Regions from separate parts of the Homo sapiens genome. Here region 1 is linked to region 2. A link is a loop called in an ENCODE intact Hi-C map of the cell type or tissue named here. Cell type or tissue: Caco-2. All regions are shown on one strand. Each heading gives the region's core, and the rest is flanking DNA. Links, peaks and the distances in the headings are about the cores only.

The links. Peaks named below come from ENCODE experiments on the same cell type or tissue, not always from the same donor. Only the 100,000 strongest peaks of a DNase experiment are listed, where the experiment ranks them.
Region 1: a loop joins it to region 2, with 1.9 times the contacts of the local background. A loop is called at or near these places in 1 of 110 quality-filtered maps.

The regions. Positions count from the first base shown.
Region 1 is chr11:85,786,707-85,789,634 of GRCh38, reverse strand. The region is part of intron 1 of SYTL2 (synaptotagmin like 2); the gene reads left to right. Among named protein-coding and RNA genes, the nearest start is that of SYTL2, 23 kb to the left of the region's middle. In Caco-2, for the core only: no CTCF peak of the experiment used is centred there; a DNase peak (open chromatin) is centred at 1,594.
Region 2 is chr11:86,123,238-86,126,165 of GRCh38, reverse strand. No RefSeq gene overlaps it. Among named protein-coding and RNA genes, the nearest start is that of PICALM, 56 kb to the right of the region's middle. In Caco-2, for the core only: no CTCF peak of the experiment used is centred there; a DNase peak (open chromatin) is centred at 1,685; H3K4me3 peaks cover 309 bases.

The DNA.
Region 1 (2,928 bases), core at 249-2,748, 340 kb after region 2:
GTACCTGGCACATAGTAAGTACCTAATAAGTATATGCTATTGTTAATTGTATCAAAAAGGAAGAGAATAAAACTGATAAGGCTTTCAAAATGTATAATTTGGCCAGGGGCGGTGGAAGATACATGTAATCCCAACACTTTGGGAGGCCAAGGTGAGAGGCTTGCTTGAGCCCAGGAGTTCAAAACCAGCCTGTGCAAGATAGGGAGACTTTGTCTCTACAAAAAAAAAAAAAATTATATATATATATATATATATACATATATATATATATATATATATATATATATATATATACACACACACACACACATACACACACACATCATATAAATAAATAAATATATATATATATACACACACACACACATACATCAGCCAGGTATGGTGGTGTGTGCCTGTAGTCCCAGCTACTCAGGAGGCTGAGATGGGAGGATTGCTTGAGCCCAGGAGGTCGAGGCTGCAGTGAGCTAGGATTGTGCCTGGGCAACAGAGTGAGACCCTATCTCAAAATGATAAATAAATATATAAATAAATAAAATGTGTAATTTTTCTGGAAAGAACATTCATCTTTTTGAGGTTTGCAAGATATGCCAAACCTTTGTTGTCTAACAGGGACATATCTTTATATTATCTCTATTTCATATTCTTCTGCTTGTTATAGGGAACATGTGTGGAATGATATTCTATTTTTGAGACCGTTGCTTTGACACATGTGCTGTGTGCCACACAAGATTATTATGATAGAAGTAAAGCAACCAAATGTGAGTATGCAGAATGAGACCATGAGCTCTATAAAGGGAGGGGACATTCTGTGTCTCAGTCATGGATGATTCCTTCTCATTTCCTTTCTTTTTTTTTTATAATTATAGAATAATTTTACTTGTAATGCATATTGTCAAAAATCTCATCCTAGAGGCCTTCTACAGATAATTAAGGTCAGAGCAGCTATTGACAAAGAGGAAGGGAAAAGGAATGTTAGCTATTTTACTATGATGTAATGGATGCCTTAGAAACCTGGATGAACTAAGGGTCTCTGGAACCCAGAAGGTACATTTCCACACTCATTATTAAAGGTGATGTGATTACTTTGGCAAGTTTCCAGACTTTTGCATGGTGTCTTTTTCACAACTTGTGTATATTTCACAGCTTCACAACATATTTATAAGCAATTGGTTCAACTAATAGAAAACATGCTATTTACTTCCCTTATCTTTGGGATCTGACACTAACTCTGCAACTTACTGTTTCTGTACCCCATTTTCTTACCTAAAAGGAGGTTAATAATATGACTCATCTCACAAACTTGTTGCGAAGACTGAATAAGATAAAGCGTGCAAAGTCTTAAGAAGAAGACATGGCATTTAGTAACTAATAAAAAATGTCACCTCTCTCAGTATCATTATTACCTTAGAAAAAGTCCTTCTCATTTTCATCAGAGGCCAGGCACATAGTTAGGGTTCAAAATGCAGTTGACAAACTGACTGAATTAGCATAGTCTTTAAAAACTGGACCCTGGAACCATATCCCCTGTTTGTCCTTCCCTGCCCCATGGGTAAGCAAATATCTCCACTGCCTGGGCTCAGGAGACACCCATGTGTAAAGTATTTCTCAGATAACTACTCATGACCCGGTGACACATCAAGAGCAAATATATTTTCAGACAGCTGCACACTTGGAGGAAAAGTTACCACCCTTGGGTAAGAACAGACTAGGGCATTCCCAGCCCTGAGAAGGAAGCAGTAGATATTTCCTGAGTACAAGTAGCTTTCACAGCAGAGAAAATAAACAGAGGCCCCTTCTCCTTCCTTTCCATACCTCTAGCCCACCATTCTTAGAGGCCAGTAGACTTTTCAGGTGTCTTCCTCCATTATCTAGGCTGCCTTGGGTATGAATATACTAAATACCATAAAAATACAAAAAAAAAAAAAAAAAAGGAAAAGAAAAAAAAACAGAAAAAAGAAATAAACCATTGGGGAGGAGACCAAGCCCAAGACAAGTTGCTTTCTGAAGTGATGTAGTGGGAGAGGACTTGCGGTACAGTCCTAACAGCTACCCACAAATGCCCTTGTCATCTTCCACTTGAACTTGTCTCTTCCCATTTACTCCATCCTCTATCTACATTTACTTTGTCCACACTACTTTGCCACTGGAAATGTAAGCAAAGTTTGATCTTTAGAGGAAGATGCTACATGAATACAACACTGGTTACTTATTTATAAAAAACCATAAAGTTACTAAGAAATGGCTGCTATTTTGAGCTATGAGGTGAGCACTAGTTCCTGGAAGTATCTATGGAAGGGTGAAAACATTTAGTGATCATCTAGTGAGGGTGACATTGAGCAAGGCCTTTTATGAACACCATGTCTCCTTCACATAGCAGCCTTGCAGAAATAAATATTATCCCACATTTTACAAATGGGAAATCGCAGGTTCAGAGAAATAAGCTGGCACAAGAACACACAAGAAATAATTAGGGCAGATCTCTAAACAAAGCTATGTATGCACTTGCTACTACAGCAGGCTCGGATCCTCTCCCCAGGCCTGTGAGGCAGGTGGGCACACCTATTGCTGACCTTTTGAAGTTGAGAAAATTGGAGCAAAAACATTGTGAATTTTCAGCTTATCTGGTTCTACTATGATGAGAAAGTTCATCCATCCATTCATTTGCTTATCCATTTATTAAAAGCACTTTTATTCAGGCTCTACTCTGGGTTGAGCATTGTGCTAGGCACTGAGAGGGTATCAAACAGGTATAAAACATGGGCTCTCATGGTAAGTAAGAATGCTTACTTCATGACCTTTTATCCCAGATATGGAGATAAGAGTCCTGAAATATTTGTTTTTAATATAAGAGCAAAATTTAGGTTGTGTGAAAAACAATTGGTGCATTGGAAGTTTAAAGGAAGTTAGAGATGCCTCTAAACTCCC
Region 2 (2,928 bases), core at 236-2,735:
CAGCCCTCCTTGCCGCTCACTGCATTTGGCACATGTGTGCTTCCTATAGGTATATTTTGGGGCTTGGATCCTCCGGACAGTGTTTGGTTTAGGGATAGATGAAGTTTTATGGAAATACCTCTCTACCTAGAGAGAAAGCCTGTGTTACCTTAGAAATTAATACATAATGCCATAATGGAGTGTAACTAGAAGGGTATGAGCAATATTTTCCAAAATGTTTTCCTTAAAACCCTAGTCCTGTGACATGCTACATGATGAAAGGTTTCAAAGTCAAAAAAGTTAGGGAAATGCTGCCTTCTGTTTCCACCTCTTATAGAGTCATAATGCCCACGAACATGTTAAAAGTGGTCCTCTGTTGGTTCCTGTCTGTACCAGATTTCTAAATTTGGGCCTTGGCTCCTTTCTGCTGTCTCCCTAGGTGGTCTCATCCAGTTCTGTGACTTTGTTTCTTTGGGCTTATTTGAGAGTGTCTCACTGTGTCACCCAGGCTGGAATGTAGTGGCGCAATTTCAGCTCACTGCAACCTCCGCCCCCTGGGTTCAAGTAATTCCCATGCCTCAGCCTCCTGAGTAGCTGGGATTACAGGTGTGCACCACCGCACCTGGCTGATTTTTGTATTTTTAGTAGAGATGGGGTTTTGCCATGTTGGCCAGGCTGGTCTCGAACTCCAGTCCTCTAGCAATCCACCCACCTTGACTTCCCAAAGTGCTGGGATTACAGGCATGCACCATCACGCCCGACCCCAGTTCCATGACTTTAAATGCCATCTGTATGCTGATGATTTCTCAACATATATCTCAAACCTTTCCCCTAAACTCCAGACTCATATATATATTATTATTATAAATTATCATATATATTACTTATTTTCTTATGTTTTATATATATATAAAATTTATCTACTTGATAGCACCTCTTACACATGTATTATGCCACTACTTTCAATGACAAAAACCACCATACTTTAGCACCAACCTAAATAGGTATCTTGAACTTATCATGGATAAGGCTTCATTTCCTTCACCCCTTTAAGCCTCTGCTTCCTAGTCTCTCTTGGCTCAGTCAATACCACCAACATATATGTAAGTGCTCAAGCCCCAAAGCTGAAAGTCATTAGTGTCTTCTCTCTGATCTCTATTTCTCACATTAACTCATCAGGAAGTCTTGTTGTCACTACGCCTCAAACATGTGCTGAAGCCATTCACTTCTCTCTATCTGCACTGACACTCCTGCCATCTCTCAAAGGAACTATTGCAAGAGCCTAACTGGTTTCCACTTGTAATCTTAGCCTCTAAATTTCATTCTCCACACAACATGCAAGGAATTTTTCTTTTTCAAATGGTAAGTCAAATCATGCCAAGGCTTAAAACCTTCCAAATTGCTTTCCATTGCACCAACAACATCTTACTTCTCTAAGATCATACCTCATCACTTCTACTCCCCACCTTAATTATTCAGCTCCAACCACAGAAGCTCCTTTCTCTTCTTCCAACAGGCCAAGCTTTTTCCTGCCAGGTCTTTAGACTCACTGTTTCCTCTGCCTCCTGGGCTTCCCCACTTCCAGTTATACCCTTATAACCTTACCCCTTAAGGTCTTCAAAGTCCATACCACGATTTGAAATGCTCTTGTTTGTTTGTTCATATTTTCTGGTGAACCCCACCTACAAGGCAAATTCCATGAGGGCAGGGCAAGGATTTTATCTGTCCTGTTCGCTCTTCACCAGGGAATCCTCAGTACCTACAGTAGTGCCTAGCACAATATAGGTGCTCAGTAAATATTTGTTAACTGCATGGAATGGTTTGAGAAATTATGCAATGGAGAAAACTATGAAACTTTGTTTAACCCAGAATTCCTCAGATTTTTTTTGATTATAGAATACTACCTGCCTTTGTAAAGAATATTTGTTATCCCAAGGATCATTTCCTAGATTACACTTTGGTTTATGCTGGTTTAACTTCAGTATTGAGAAGGGCTAATATTTGAAACCCAGTAAATCTTAAACATCAAAACTTGAAAATCTCTTGTAAGCTAGCAATTTGGCAGCTCTTTGTGAGTCCAGGATATTTTTAATTAAGAGAATAAAAAGTAAGTTTAGTTTTAAAAGTAAGTTCTTGGGTGTTTTTTCTTGGAGATGTGGGTTCAAAAAACAGAGATAGTGGCTCAAGATCACAGGGCTCAGGGAAGGGTGAGGTGTTGGTGGAAGGGGAGAAGGAGTCCAGACAGGATACAGCAAAATTAAGGGATGTGGTTGACTAAGGGTAAATGAGATTGAGGCCCAGTAAAGCGTTCCTACTTCAAATGGAATTTTTAGAAACAGAAACCTGCAGTTGGAAACTTGGCTATTTTTATACTGTGTATGTTTTCTGTAATTATTTCTTTTCTGTTTTCCCTCATGTTTAGTAAAGCTGTTCTTGAAAATACCAGCCTGTCTCAGTTATGCCAAGGGAAAACATTTTTGTACACATTAAAATTTTTAAAGGAGAATCATACCGCTTTGGGGGAGGGGTGAATAGGTGATGTGGTGACATAAGAGAATCTGGAAAGCAGAAACCCAAAGTAGGGATGAGAGTGAGGCTGCAGAGTCAGGGAGAGTGGTTTACCCTCTTCTAACCTGGAGATATTTTTCAAGACTAATTTGGTTAATCTGTGAAAACTTTGGAAGGTTTTGTATTGAGCCTTAAGTAGACAAGGCTAATTCTTTACAAAGTCACATGTATACATTATTGAGCTATAAAAAACCGTTGGTAAAGGAATTGTCTGGTTGGCTTCTGTGCCTGGGCTGTCTGCATGTTGGAAACTAGATCTAGATTTTTAAAAGTATCAACATGGATAAGCATAGAAATGCTGTGCTCTAAGGGATGTAGTTAGAAATTTGGGTAATTACCTAACTGGCAGTTAGTAAAGGAATTACCAGACAATTGGTGAAG